Regions from separate parts of the Homo sapiens genome. Here region 1 is linked to region 2. The links are chromatin contacts, found by Hi-C or POLR2A ChIA-PET in ENCODE. All regions are on one chromosome and are shown on one strand. The core of a region is the stretch at or near the end of the contact, and the rest is flanking DNA. Distances in the headings are between cores, read along the strand shown.

Evidence for each region. Hi-C counts contacts between places; a loop is a spot of excess contacts on that map. ChIA-PET counts read pairs that join two places held with the same protein, here RNA polymerase II (POLR2A). Pooled maps may share reads with other maps.
Region 1: a loop to region 2 is called in a map of G401, with 6 times the contacts of the local background. The contact joins the enhancer-like site here to the promoter of LINC02022 in region 2. A Hi-C loop is called at or near these places in 4 of 168 maps with a recorded cell type or tissue (G401, dorsolateral prefrontal cortex, endothelial cell of hepatic sinusoid and 1 more) and 3 of 50 pooled maps. POLR2A ChIA-PET finds 5 or more read pairs at or near these places in 3 of 52 experiments (HepG2, OCI-LY7 and activated CD4-positive, alpha-beta T cell).

What each region holds. Positions count from the first base shown.
Region 1 is chr3:12,944,952-12,951,621 of GRCh38, reverse strand. All of the region lies in intron 1 of IQSEC1 (IQ motif and Sec7 domain ArfGEF 1), which reads left to right. Among named protein-coding and RNA genes, the nearest start is that of LINC02022, 63 kb to the right of the region's middle. RefSeq lists enhancers at 1,684-1,863, 4,038-4,539, 5,894-6,579, 6,580-6,670 and a silencer at 2,424-2,503. Within about 2 kb of position 3,066, at least 8 of the 41 ENCODE cell types and tissues checked have a DNase peak (open chromatin) inside an H3K27ac peak, as active enhancers do; they include dorsolateral prefrontal cortex, where a contact is called at or near this core.
Region 2 is chr3:12,881,067-12,887,963 of GRCh38, reverse strand. It overlaps LINC02022 (long intergenic non-protein coding RNA 2022), which reads left to right and starts at 2,753. Exons shown (of 3, transcript NR_136189.1): 1 at 2,753-3,105. It overlaps LOC105376956 (a long non-coding RNA gene), which reads right to left. Exons shown (of 5, transcript XR_940601.4): 3 at 5,598-5,886; 4 at 3,959-4,161. RefSeq lists enhancers at 2,694-2,783, 2,874-3,003, 5,909-6,038.

The DNA.
Region 1 (6,670 bases), core at 1,817-4,316, 63 kb before region 2:
TGCCAGGCTGTAAGGCTTTAGGCATCAGTGGGGATGCTGCCTCCGCTCAAGACTAGAGAAGTGGGTATGGCTGACCGGCACTAGAACAGCCTCCCCTGGGAAAGCCCTCACTGTTCCTGTCTTGCTGGCTACACCAGCTCTATGTCTCTTCTTTTATTCTAATTTTTTTTTTTTTTGAGATAGAGGTTCACTTTGTTGCCCAGCTGGAGTACACTCCGAGTTTCACTCTGTTGCCCAGTGGTGCAATCTCAACTCACTGCAACCTCCGCCTCCCGGGTTTAAGCAGTTCTCGCGCCTTAGCCTCCCGAGTAGCTGGGATTACATGCTTGCGCCACCACACCCAGCTATTTTTTGTATTTTTAGTAGAGACAGAGTTTAACCATGTTGGCCAGGCCAGTCTCGAACACCTGGGCTCAGGTGATCCATCCTCCTTGGCCTCCTAAAGTACTGGGATTACAGGCGTTAGCCGCCATGCCCAGCCCTTTTATTATAACTTTTTAAAAGTTTTTTAGAGGCAGGGTCTTGTTCTGTGGCCCAGGCTGGAGTACAGTCATGTCATCATAGCTAACTGCAGCCTTGAACTCCTTGTGGTCAAGGGATCCTCCTGTCCCAGCCTCCTGAGTAGCCAGGACTACAGGCAAGAGACACTGCTCCCAGCTATTTAAAAAATTTTTTTGGCCGGGCGCAGTGGCTCACACCTGTAATCTCAGCATTTTGGGAGGCCAAGACGGGTGGATCACGAGGTCAGGAGATCGAGACCATCCTGGTGAACACTATGAAACCCCGTCTCTACTAAAAATACAAAAAAAAAATTAGCCAGGCATGGTGGTGGGTGCCTGTAGTCCCAGCTACTTGGGAGGCTGAGGCAGGAGAATGGCATGAACCCCGGGGGTGAAGCTTGCGGTGAGCCGAGATCACGCCACTGCACTCCAGCCTGGGCAACAGAGTGAGACTCCGTATCAAAAAAAAAAAAAATTTGTAGAGATGGAGTCTCATTATGTTATCCAGGCTGGTCTTCAACTCCTGGCCTCAAGTGATCCTCCTGCCCTGGCCTCCGAAAGCACCGGGACTACAGACACTTGCCATCATGCCCAGCTAATATTTTTAAAAAATGTTTTGTGGAGACAGGGTCTTGCTACGTTTCTCAAACTGATCTCAAACTCCTGGCCTCAAGCAGTGTCCCACCTCGGCCTCCCAAAGTGCTAGGATTGCAGGCGTGAGCCACCACAGCTGGCCAACTTTATGTCCCTTCTTTGCACATTCGGTTTTCCTTTGAGGTCCATTTCTTTGTATCCTTGCATTCTGCTCCTTGGGGCCAGGCTAACTCTTGGGGACTGCAGTCCCGAGAACATTCCAGAATGGGAAGGACTAGAAGAATGACATGGATTTGAATCTTGGCTCTGCTCTGTGGTCTGCAGTCCTGGGCAAGGATCACAGTGGGCCCTTCTTGAGCCTCCATTTTCTCATATGGAGAATGGGAAGAGCAGTGCTTTCTTGACAGGCTTGTTGCAGGGGTGAAATCTGTGTACTTAGCTTGTGCTGGGCTCCCCCGTCGCATAGTGGCATAGTGGGTGAGCATACGTGTGGGTGACCCAGCCCCAGCCACATCAGCCCAGAAAGACTGATTTTTCCAGACCCTGCTTGAACACCTGCACTAGCCCTTAAAGCAGCCCCTTCTTAAATTGCTGAACTGTTCAAAACTGCTAGCTGTCTGAAGCTCCTGCCCCTGGCCTCACAAACCTGCCTGTTCTCTCTGCACCAGGACCACCCTGCAGAGACCTGGCAGGGGTGGCGGCCACCTCTCTCCAGCTGTGCCATCCCTGCTCTTGCTCAGAGGATGTGCCCCCACCCGCCCCCCAGACCCTGCCTGGCTGTGTCCCATCCCTCCCCGAGACGGGGGCATAGAGGTGAAGATAGCCCTGTGCAGAACAAGACCATCCCCTTCCTTCCTCTGGGTGACTAACCTTGGTTAATGTGGCCTAGGCAGAGAAGAGCCACAGAAAGCCCCAAGAGGGAGCTTGTGAGGGCTGGAAATGAATTGTGCCTGCCCAGTCTAGGCTCCCTTTCTGGAAATCAGAAACCCTGAAAGCAGAGTATAGGGGAAGCCATGAGGCCTGGAGGCGTGATGGGCATACGTACTTCAGGAGGCTGTTTTGCTCTGGCCTGTGCAGACTGCCAGGAGTCTGGCCTGAGGCTGCTGGCATGGACATTTAACCACAGACAGGCTTTCAAGATTGCCTGCTTCCTCTAGCATGGGGCCCGGCCCCCTCTGAAGAGGGTGGCTTTGCCATGTGATGTGGCCACCCTCTGGCCACACGTGGCTAGGCTTATTTCTCTGATTTATCTCATAACTGTGCACAACCCCAGGACCCCTAGGCTCTGGACCCAGCCCTGTCCAAGCTGCCAGCAGCATGCTTTTCCCCTGAGCAGCTGGGCAGGAGAGGCATGGTGTGGGGTCAGGTCCCACACAACTCTGTCTTATACTCACAACCTTGACTTGGTGACTCAACTCTTCCATCCCTGAGTTTGTCATCTGCAGAAGGGAGCAGTCCTAGCTACCTCCCAGCGACGGTGGTTGAGTTACAGGTCATGTATTTTAAACACACCCACCACGGCATCTTGTACCTGGCAGGTTTGTGGAGAAGTTGCTGCTGTATAATTCAGACCCGTGTATACTTGTGTTTGCGTATGTATATGTGTGTACATACATGTGTGTTTGCCCTCTCCGTAAGAAGTTGCATGAACACAATGGGCAAGTGTTCGGGCGTCCTGGCCAAGCTGCCCATATGCCCTTGGGGATGGGTGCCACCTTTCCGTGCCTGCAGGGTATTGAGAGCACTGAATGTGTTCCATATACAGCTTAGAACATCACTAGCCATATAGACATTCGCTGTTACTACCATTGTCGTTGTCGATATTGGGGGTGAACAGTGGGTCACTGCTTTCATCTTGTACCCTCACTGGTGCCCAGAACCTCCCCTGGCTAACATTTTTCTTGAGAAAAGTCATTCATTACTTCATAGGCCATAATTAGAGACATCCGTGGCTGAGAGGCCACAGCCCCCCAGCCCTGACTCATTCCCTGGCGAGTCGGGACGTGGCATCCAACAGGTCTGGGCTGAGGGGCTGGGGTTGGACTGTCTGCCTTTCTCACCCATCCCCATGAGCTCCCCAGTCCAGGGAACAGGCCAGTGGAAGGTGTCTGGGTCCAGGTCTCCCTCCACCCTGGGGTCAGGCTCTCCAGCCTGGAGGTGGGTGTCTCGAAGAGAGGGTCTCAACAGCAGGCAGGGTGCAGGGCAGGTGACCCTGGCTTGGGGCACTAGGCTTGTCTGCCCTTCCTGCCTCCAGCTGCTGGGGCTTGTAGATCAGAGAATAACCCAAGACAGCCATTGAAAAGTGCTTTTTAAGAGCCAAGCACTTTCTTAAGGACCTCACTGTATTAATTAGCTCCACTAAGTCTTCACAGTCCTGTGAAGTAGATACACTAATTACCCCAATTTTAGAGGAAGGAACCTGAGGCACAGCATTAATTCCTCCTGTGGTCACACAGCTGGTAAGCAGTAGAGCTAGAATTCCACCCAGGAGCCTGCTTGGCCCCTTGCTTGGCAGAAAGCCTGGGTGGGGCGGGGCAGCAGGAGGAAACTCTTCAAGTTGTGATCTCTATTCCTGCGAGGTGTCCATTGCAACACTGTCCTATAGGGATCTAGCGCTTCACCCAGCCATGTCCCCACATAAAACACCACATACCACTTCCATCACAGGAAAACATGTTTGGAAAACTGGAGAAGGGGGAAGAGCTTGGCGACCTTTCAGTGACCAAAGCTTGGAGTCCCCAGTCTGGGAAAGGAGGGCTCACTGTGCCTTAGCACGTGATGGGCTCTGGGGCAGAGTGTGGATGCATCCACATGCAGCTCCAGGCCCTTACGTGCTCTCTGGCCCTGTCCTTGGCCTGTCCCACCACCAGGGGCCCATCCAGGACATACAGAACTCATCTCATGGGAAGGAGCAGGCCTCCTGCTCATGGCCATTCCCATCTTTGCTGGAGGCCAGGGCTTTGGGGGATGCTTGGGCAGTTGTCTCCCACCCTCACAGAGCAAGACTCCTCCATGGTGCAGATGGACTGCACACGAGATCAGGTGATCCCCGGGGTGGGGAAGAGTGTGTGGGGTGAGGGTGGCCTTGTGGAGGAAGTGGGGTTAAGCTGAGACCTCGGTGTAAAGATGGCAGACTCAGACAGGTCATATGGCCCTGGGATAGAGGCTTCCAGCCAGGATTGGAGTCCCTTGTACCACCTCTCTGACGGGTGTCTGACCTGCCGCAGCTTGCACACCTCCAGTGACAGAGAACTCACCACCTCCTAAGCAGCCCTAACCACATGAGAGTGTACTTCATCACGTCGGGTATTGGCAGTCATAGTTCTGCCTGCAGGAGAAATCTCTAGCCTCGGCTTGTCAGCCTGTCAGAGGCTTGATGATGGGGATCACATCATCTCCCCGAGGCTGCTTTCCTCCCGGCTGCACAGCCCCAGCTCTTGATAGGAGCATACTGTTATACTGCTTCCTGGCATACTGTTATTTGGCCTTGGCAAATAGAGTCCATCTCACATGCTAGCTGGGATCAGTTGTATGGAGTGCTGTGTTGGAAGGAGGCTGAGGCTTCATCCAAGCTCTTTAGGAGGGAGTCTGTGATCAATTAGCAATGTCTGCCAGGGAGGAGTGGGTAGGGCATGCAGGTGTCCCAGGTCTGCTGTCCCTGCCCTCAGGCTCTGGACTGTCTGTGCAGCCCCCAGACACTGTCTTCTGCTGTGTCTGAGAACTGTGGCGGGCAGCAGGGCTATTTTTGCTCCTGGCTTTTTATTCATGTTGGTGACTGGCTTCTCGGCCACATCATGACATCAGCTCACATTCATCTTATAGTCCACAAAAAATCCCCAAGGCTTTTTCATAAGAACAGCCATCAAACTAGATCTTTACCCCATTTTGATGTTATTTCCAGTGTGTGGATACAGAATTAATTTCAGTCATCCCCTTGTCGATGCTCATTTAGGTTATTTCCAGATGTTTATAATCAGAAACAACACTGCTGTGGACATCCTCGTATGTACTGCTGCACACATTGGTCTTATTTCCTTTGCACAAATCTATGGAAAGGGGCTGGGCGGCAGCCACCTAACGCTCATAGGATGTTCCAGAGACTCTGAACTGCCAGGAATATTCAGGGACTTGGAAGAGGTGCCTCGGCCCATTCCTTGGTCTGCATGTAGCCCAGGTGTCTGAGAGAGATAATAAATTCAGAGGCGCAGTTAAGGACTCACACTGGTGTGTTCACCAGTCCTGTTCAATGGGCTGGGTTTTTGGGAGAAGCATCCCCAAGGCAGCTACAGTGGGTGGTGAGATGTCCAGCAGCTGAGCTCAAGAGGTCGGGGCAGGGATATAGGAGCCAGTCTGGCTGTTCTCTAACCCAAAAGTCCCACCTAGAGACTCATGTATGCTGGTAAAATGTGACCATCACTTTATAGCCAAGCTCTGTCACTAAGGTATCTGTGTTTCTGCCCTAGAAAGGGAAAGGTTGACATAGGATAGTTCTTCCTGCCCCAGGAAGAAACTGGGTAGAGCTGAGTCCTAATCAGGAAGGTGGGGCTGAGAGCCCAGAGTGTTGCTGTAGAGCAAAACATCTTTACGAGTTCAGCCAGAAAATAGTCAAGCGTCCACATCATTTAAGTTCGATAACTTCCTGTCCTGATTTATACTCCTAGCAGCAGAGTCCTAGAGTGCCCATGGCTGCATGTACTTGTCAATACTGGGTATTTTCACTTAAATTGTATTTTTATTTATCAGTTCAGATAAACTCAGAAAAGCCACTTTTTTAGGGTCTAATACTGCACTGCGTAGTTGCTGATTGGGGCCATCAAGAGGTGATGTCCTCTGGCTCAAATGGGTTCATAGCTATGTGGAAAATTCCACACTGTGCTCACTTTTGTCCACGTTTGCTGAAGAATCCTGTGGTGCCACACTGGTTGCAGTAGGATGGCCCAGCCATTTCTTTTTTTTGGGGTGGTTTGAAGTTGGGTTTGATTTTTTTTTTTTTTTTTGGAGTGTGGAAGGGCTGCCACATTGCACAAGCTGATGCTATTCAATAGACTGGACAGGACCCGGTGACAGATTGAATGGGGGCGTTTGAGTCGGGGGAGGGATTAAACTGATGACCCCCAGGACCCTGGCTCCAGGATGGAAGGGAAGACTGTGGGTGACTGTCAGGCCTTCCCTTCCTGGAGAGGGAGGCCCGGCCACTCCCAAGCATGTTCTGGACCTGCTGACCCAGGGCAGCCAGGAACCCAGGAGTGCCCAGAGCGGAATCCTGGGCTGCCACAGGCCCAGAAAGTCTGCCCCAGGCCACCACCATTGCAATCCTATCCCCAAAGATACCCTGCCCCGGGGCCCAAAGCCACCCTGAACTACCAGCGCCAGGCACTCCCATCTCCTGCCCATTCTGAGTTCAGTGGCTGCCGCCTGATCTCTTTCCCCAACCCCCTCTGCCCCACACCGCGGCCAACTGGGAACAAAGGCCCCTCTCAAGTTCTCAGGCAGGCCTGGGCCCTCACTCACCCCCAACCATCAGGGAAGGATGCCCTGCTCTGCCTGCTCACAGTGGTTTCAGGCCAGGTTAGAAA
Region 2 (6,897 bases), core at 1,504-4,003:
AAAGCAAATTAATGTATATGAATCAATAGACATTAATAAGTTTAAAAGAATAATAAAAGGAAAAAAGAATGCATGTACAAGATAAAATTTTTACAAAAGATATATAGGAGCTGGGCATGGCGACACACCATAATCCTAGCACTTTGGGAGGCTGAGGCAGGAGCATCACTTGAGTCTAGGAATTTGGGGCCAGCCTGGGCAACATAGGGAGACCTCATCTCTCCTAAAAATAAAAAACATTAGCTGGACATGGTGGCTCACGGCTGTAGTCCCAACTACCTGGGGGGCTGAGGCAAGAGAATAGCTCGAGGCCAGGAGGTTAAGACTGCAGTGAACCATGATTGCACCACTGCACTCCAGCCTGGGTGACAGAGAGACCATGTCTCAAAAAAAGGAAAAAGATAACTAGGAATAACTTCAAAAAATAATGACAAGTGAGGAAAAGATTAAAACACTGAGAAATATACCGAGTTTTAAGATAACACAATTTAACATACAGATGTCAATACTTCTCAGTTTTTTTAAAAAAATGGAGCTAGTCAAGATTATTTTCAATTCCAGTTTTGACAAGGCAAGACTCTCCAGGAAAATCAGTCTTTTTTGTTTGTTTTTAGAGTTAGTGGTACATCCAGACATCACTGCAGCACACTAGAAAGCTTCTGTCATTAAACCTGCAGTATTGGTATGTGCGGATTCAGACGAGCTGAACAGAATGGAAAGTCCAGAAACAGACTCCATAAAATGGAAACTTAGGATACAGTGAAGATGGCGTGACAAATCACTGGAGAAACGGCAGACCCCTAAATAAAAGGGGTGTCAGTTACCTTTTGCTACAAAGCCAAACACCGCAAAACTTCCTAGCTTAGAGCCACGGTAACAATGGTTTCTCATCACACTCAGGGTTGTTTGGGCCGCTCCTCTGGTCCCGAGGCTCGCTCTCACTGGAGGAGTGGAAGCAGCCCTTGGAATGGCGGAGACCGTGTCAGATGCCCCAGATGGCAGTTGCTGCAGCCAGCAGGCTGGGGCTGGCAGGCATGGGAATGTGAGACAGGACTGGCAAGCAGGACGTCCCTCGGGTGCTGGCAGACAGGGCATTGCATGTGGGAAGTCACCCCCATGGAACCCTGCTTGCCCACGGCAGCTGCAGATGGGAAGAGAGCGCTGCCCAGTGCAACCAGGAGGGATGCCCCTTCTTCCCGTAGCACCCCCAGTGTCACCTCTGCTAACTGGCAGAGGAGAACATTGACAAAGTCCAATGCCATGATCACAGAGCAAGGCGGTGAACAGTGGCTTTGGAGCTGAGAGACAAAAAGGCTCTAACCCAGCTACCATATGACACTCAGCTTCCACATGCACCTTCCACGCACATGTGAAATTCAGAACAAGCAAGCAGCCTTGTGTTTCCACCTCCCAAGATACAGCCACACTTCAGATCACGAAGGGGTTTTCTCACCCCTTGCCCACAATGAGGCACAGTCCCTCAGTCACTGTGTATGGGGTGGTGGGGGGGCGGGGCTCTGAGTGACTCCTCAGATTCCATCACAGCGCTGCTGAATATTCTGTTCCCTGAAGACTAAATTGTAACGTTACCTATCGACACCTGTATAGAAAGTGAAAAATGGAAAGAAGGAAATAGCACAAACCAACTAACACGTGTGTAACCGGGAAAGTGAAAGTGAGTAAAGCTACTGCAGCCCTCCCTTTGCTAATGGAAGGCACAGCTGTGGGTAATGTCTGTGGCTTCCTTCTTCCCAAACCCATTCCATTGTCCCCTGCCCTCATACAGACCTAAGCCGGTCAAGTTTCTTTAAAATTGGTTTTATAGAGAAACCGTCACCCAGGCTGAAGTGCAGTGGCAAAATCATGGCTCACTGTAACCTTGAACTCCTGGGCTCAAGTGATCTGCCCACCTTGGCCTCCTGAAGTGCCGGGATTACGGGCATGAATCCACTGCACCTGGCCTCAAGTTTCTCCTATGTGGGGTGTGACTGAAACCATCATTCCTAAGGACTCTGATTCTTCAACTGTCCTTTTTTGGCTGCTAGAATTTCCCACGAGCCATTACCATTGGGTATGGATATACCAGAGAAGCCCCTGGGTTCTTGTCCCCATTGCGTAGCAAAGCCTTGGTGACTGGGATCACTCTCTCCAGCTAGTAGAGAAACCCTTTTGCCTCCCATTGCTTCAGTGGCCTGGGGAGCCCCACATGGCCAGGGGAAAGTCTCATCTTCCAATGCACTGGAACCATGCCAGATTTCCTCTGGGGAAGCATTCCCTCGTAGAAACTAAGACCTCCAAACAAGCAGAACTCAAAGTTTCTGGGGCAGGAAGCAAACATTCCGTGCAAGGGTTACTAGGTAAGAGCATGAGAGGAGCCCCTGCCACCTGCACCCCCAGCTGCAGACCCCTGCTGGGGAGGAGACAGCACCACGTGGTGGTCTCTGGCTCACAGCATGCACCGCTCCCTGTAAGGCAGAGCCCTGGCCTTCTAAGGCCATGTCCCCAGGTGGCTGTGTGCTGTGGCTGCAGTGACCCATTCCACCTCTACATTAAGCTGCTGCTGTCTGGTGACGGTGGATGGATAGGAAGACAAGTTACAGTTTGAGTTTTTGTTCCTCCTTGGGGGCTTAATTGTAGGTTTTGAACATGTAAAATACTTGCATGGCTCACAAGTCAAAACCCCATGCAAAGATATTTTCATCCCCTCCCCCCTTCTTACCGCACCCCGCAGAGCTCTATGCTCATCATTTTTGTGAGTTCCCAGGTTCATCGTGCCCTGTTTCCGTTCGCAAAATTAAGGAAAGATGTTCAGACACCGTCGCCTGGCCGTTCATACACAAAACAACTCGCGCTGTGTGTGCTGCCCCACTTCCTGCCACTTCACTAATGGCCGCCCATTACCCATTTGTTGACTGTCAGCTCCAAACCTCCCCGTCCTTCCCTCGCTGTGTGAGGACAAGGCTGAACTCCGTGTCATTTGCCAGCTGGCCAGTACCCTTCAGCCCAGATCTCTATGCCAAGCAGTCTGAAATCCTTCTGAGCAACCACTACACCACCTCCGAGGTCAGGGTCTTTGGTGTCCCAGAGGTTCTGGAGAACTTGGAGGTGAGTGGCATCTGCATGCCTCAGGACAGGCCGGAGTCAAGGGCGTCAGGAAGGGCCTGGAGGAAGAGGGAATGTGGCATGGATGTCCTGGGCCAGTTCTCTTTAAAATTTATTTTTACAATTAGAATTTTTAAATTGAAGTACTCTTTTTCCGTAGCACTACTGCTCTCTCTCAGGCTGCGTGATTGTATTAATTGTTCCGACCTCTGCTGGTCTTCCCCAGCTACAAGTTAAGCTTGTGGGGGCAGCACTGAGAACCCAAAAAAGGCGCCAGTGAGCATGTGGTGCGTGGCATGGCAGAATTCGGTGCAGGAGCGTCTGCCACACAGCAGGGAAGAAAGCCCTAATCCCTGCTGGGACAAGTCCCCTCTCTCCAGGCCTCACTTCCTCCATGACTAAGTCACGGGGTGGGATTGGTGGGTGAATGATCCCTCAGGCCCAGAGCCTGGCAGGCTGGGAAGAGTTCTGGGGTGAGAGAACCAAGGAGTTCCTCAGCATTTCCGCCTGCTCCTTCCTCCTGCCTTACTGCAGCCCGCGTGACCGCGTGTTCTCCCGAAAAGGCAGGGAATGCTCAGCATGGCTGATGAGGGAGGAGGGCCAGCCCGCTGGCAGCTGCTGGAGACCAGCCATGAGCAGAGCTCGGGCTGCTGCCTTACAGAGGTAGTGCTTGGTGATACTTCATGTTGGTCCAGCTTTTTTTAAAGCAGCACTCGATTAGAATTGAAGGAGCTTGAATTTGATTCCGACATTCATATCAATTTGCCCTTCCCTCAAAAAACACCCTTAGTATAGACAGAGCTTCCCAACTCTGCAGACTACATGCCGTCCCTGAGCAGTGCCCAGGTGTCCTTACCTGCTCATGAGGTGTTGTTGAGGTGTTGTGTTTGTAATTGGTGGGTTCTTGATCTCACTGGTTTCAAGAATGAAGCCGCAGACCCTCATGGTGTTACAGTTCTTAAAAGCAGCGTGTCCAGAGTTTGCTCCTTCCGACCTTCAGATGCGTTTGGAGTTTCTTTCTTCTGGTAGGTTCCTGGTCTCACTGGCTGAGGAGTGAAGCTGCAGGCCTTCATGGTAAGTCTCACAGCTCAGCAAAAGCAGTGTGGACCCCAACATTAAGCAGCAGCATAATTTAAGTGCAAAAAGTAAAAGAACAAACATTCCACAACCAGCAAAGGGACCTTAAGCGAGTTCCCACTGCTGGCTCCGGAAGCCTGCTTTTATTCTCTTATCTGGCCCCACCCACATCCTGCTGATTGGTCCATTTTACAGAGAGCCGATTGGTCTGTTTTACAGAGAGCTGATTGGTCCATTTTGATAGGGTGCTGATTGGTGCATTTACAAACCTTGAGCTAGATACAGAGTGCCGATTGGTGCATTCACAATCCCTTAGCTAGACATAAAGATTCTCCAAGTCCCCAACAGATTAACTAGATACAGAGTGCCTATTGGTGCATTCACAAACCCTGAGCTAGACACAGGGTGCAGATTGGTGTATTTACAATCCCTTAGCTAGACATAAAGATTCTCCAAGTCCCCACCAGACTCAGGAGCCCAGCTGGCTTCACCCAGTGGATCCCGCACCGGGGCCACAGGTGGAGGTGCCTGCCAGTCCGGCGCCTGTGTGCCCGCACTCCTCAGCCCTTGGGTGGTCGATGGGACTGGGCGCGGTGGAGCAGGGAGCGGCGCTCGTCCGGGAGGCTCGGGCCGCGCAGCAGCCCACAGCGGGGGGCGGGGAGGCTCAGGCATGGAGGGCTGCAGGTCCCAAGCCCTGCCCCGCTGGGAGGCAGCTAAGGCTCCGCGAGAAATCGAGCACAGCACCTGCTGGCCCAGGTGCTAAGCCCCTCACTGTCCGGGGCTTGCGGCCGGCCAGCAGCTCCGAGTGCGGGGCCCGCCAAGCCCACGCCCACCCGGAACTCTAGCTGGCCCCCAAGCGCACGGGCAGCCCGGGTTCCCGCCCCGTGCCTCTCCCTCCACACCTCCCCGCAAGCCGAGGGAGCCGGCTCCGGCCTTGGCCAGCCCAGAAAGGCGCTCCCACAGTGCAGCGGTGGGCTGAAGGGCTCCTCAAGCGCGGCCAGAGTGGGCGCCAAGGCCGAGGAGGCGCCGAGAGTGAGCGAGGGCTGCAAGGGCTGCCAGTATGCTGTCACCCTCTCAGTGTGACCTGGGCAGGGGTCCCCACCCGTACTCCTTAGGCCCCAGGAGGAAAGCCCAGCATGTAAGGCTGAAGCGGGGGTGCTTCCAGAGATGGGCCACTCAGTGGTCCCTCTACTCTGCAGAATGTGCACCCCCAGCTCTAATGTCTCTCCCAGGTGAAATCCGGGTCCCCGGCCGTGCTGGCCTTGGTAAAGAAGTCTCTTGGGTCACATACACGGTCAGCGTCGCGGAACCCGCGGCGGCAGCCGGGGGCCTCTGTCCACTACCTTGACCTTCTCCAGCCCCGAGACTAACCGAGCCTTTTACCTCTCTTTTCCCACCTGTTTCCTCTCTCATCTCACCTCCCAAATGAAACTGTTGAGATTTTGACTGGAATTCATTTTTTTCTTCAAGCCCACTGTTTTTTTCTCATCGATTGCAGTTTTGTTGAGGCTGTTGCATTAGTCTGCTCAGGCTGCCTTACCAAAACCCCACAGCCTGGGCGGCTCCAAAACAGACATTTTGTTTCCTCACAGTTCCGGAGGCTGGAAGTCCCTGAGCAAGGTGCTGACACATTTGGTTTCTGGTGAGGGCGCTCTTCCGGGCTCTCAGACTGCTGTCTTCTCACTGTGTTCTCCCATGCCCTTTCCGCTGTGTGCACAGAGAGAGGACACATGAGCAAGGTGTCTCTGGTGTCACTTCTTCTTTTTTTTTTGAGATGGAGTCTCACTCTGTCGCCCAGGCGGGAGTGCAGTGGCGCCATCTTGGCTCACTGCAACCCCCGCCCCCAGGGTTCTAACAATTCTCCTACCTCAGCCTCCCGAGTAGCTGGGATTACAGGCACCCACCACCACGCCCGGCTATTTTTGTATTTGTAGGAGAGACGGGGTTTCGCCATGTTGGCCAGGCTGGTCTCGAATTCTTGACCTCAGGTGATCCACCCGCCTTGGCCTCCCAAAGTGTTGGGATTACAGGCGTGAACCACCGCACCCGCCCTGGTGTCACCTCTTCGTATAAGGCCCTCTTCTTAGAAGGACACAAATTATCTCAGATCAGGGCCCCACCTTGTAACATCATTTAACCTTCCTGCCTTCCTTATTCCAAACACAGCCACCCGAAGGTTAGGGCTTCAGCACAGGAATTTTGGAGGAACATAAACATTCCGCCCATGATACTATTTTAGGTCTTGTTACAGTTCCTTCAGTAAGATTGATTGGTTTATTTTTTAGAGACAGGGTCTTGCTCTGTCATTGAGGCTGATACGCAGTGGTGCAGTCATCACTCACTGCAGCCTCGAACTTCTGGGCTCAAGCGATTTTACCACGATAGCCTCTTAAGTAACTGGGACTACAGGCACACCTAGGCTATAATTGATTTATATAGAATTCTTTGCCTTTCATATTAAACATATTCCTAGGTACTGGTGGGAATGTAAAACATTGCTATTTATATCAGCTAAACAGCAGGAACAACTCAAATGTCCATCCACTGATAAGTGAATAAACAAAATGTAATTTATCCATGTATTAGGATATTATTCAGCTATAAGAAGGAATAAATTAGTGACACATGCTGCAACATAGGTGCTAGGTGAAGGAGGCCAGTTGCAAAAGACTGCATGTTTTATGATTCCATTTCAATGAAATGTCCAGGCTGGGTGCA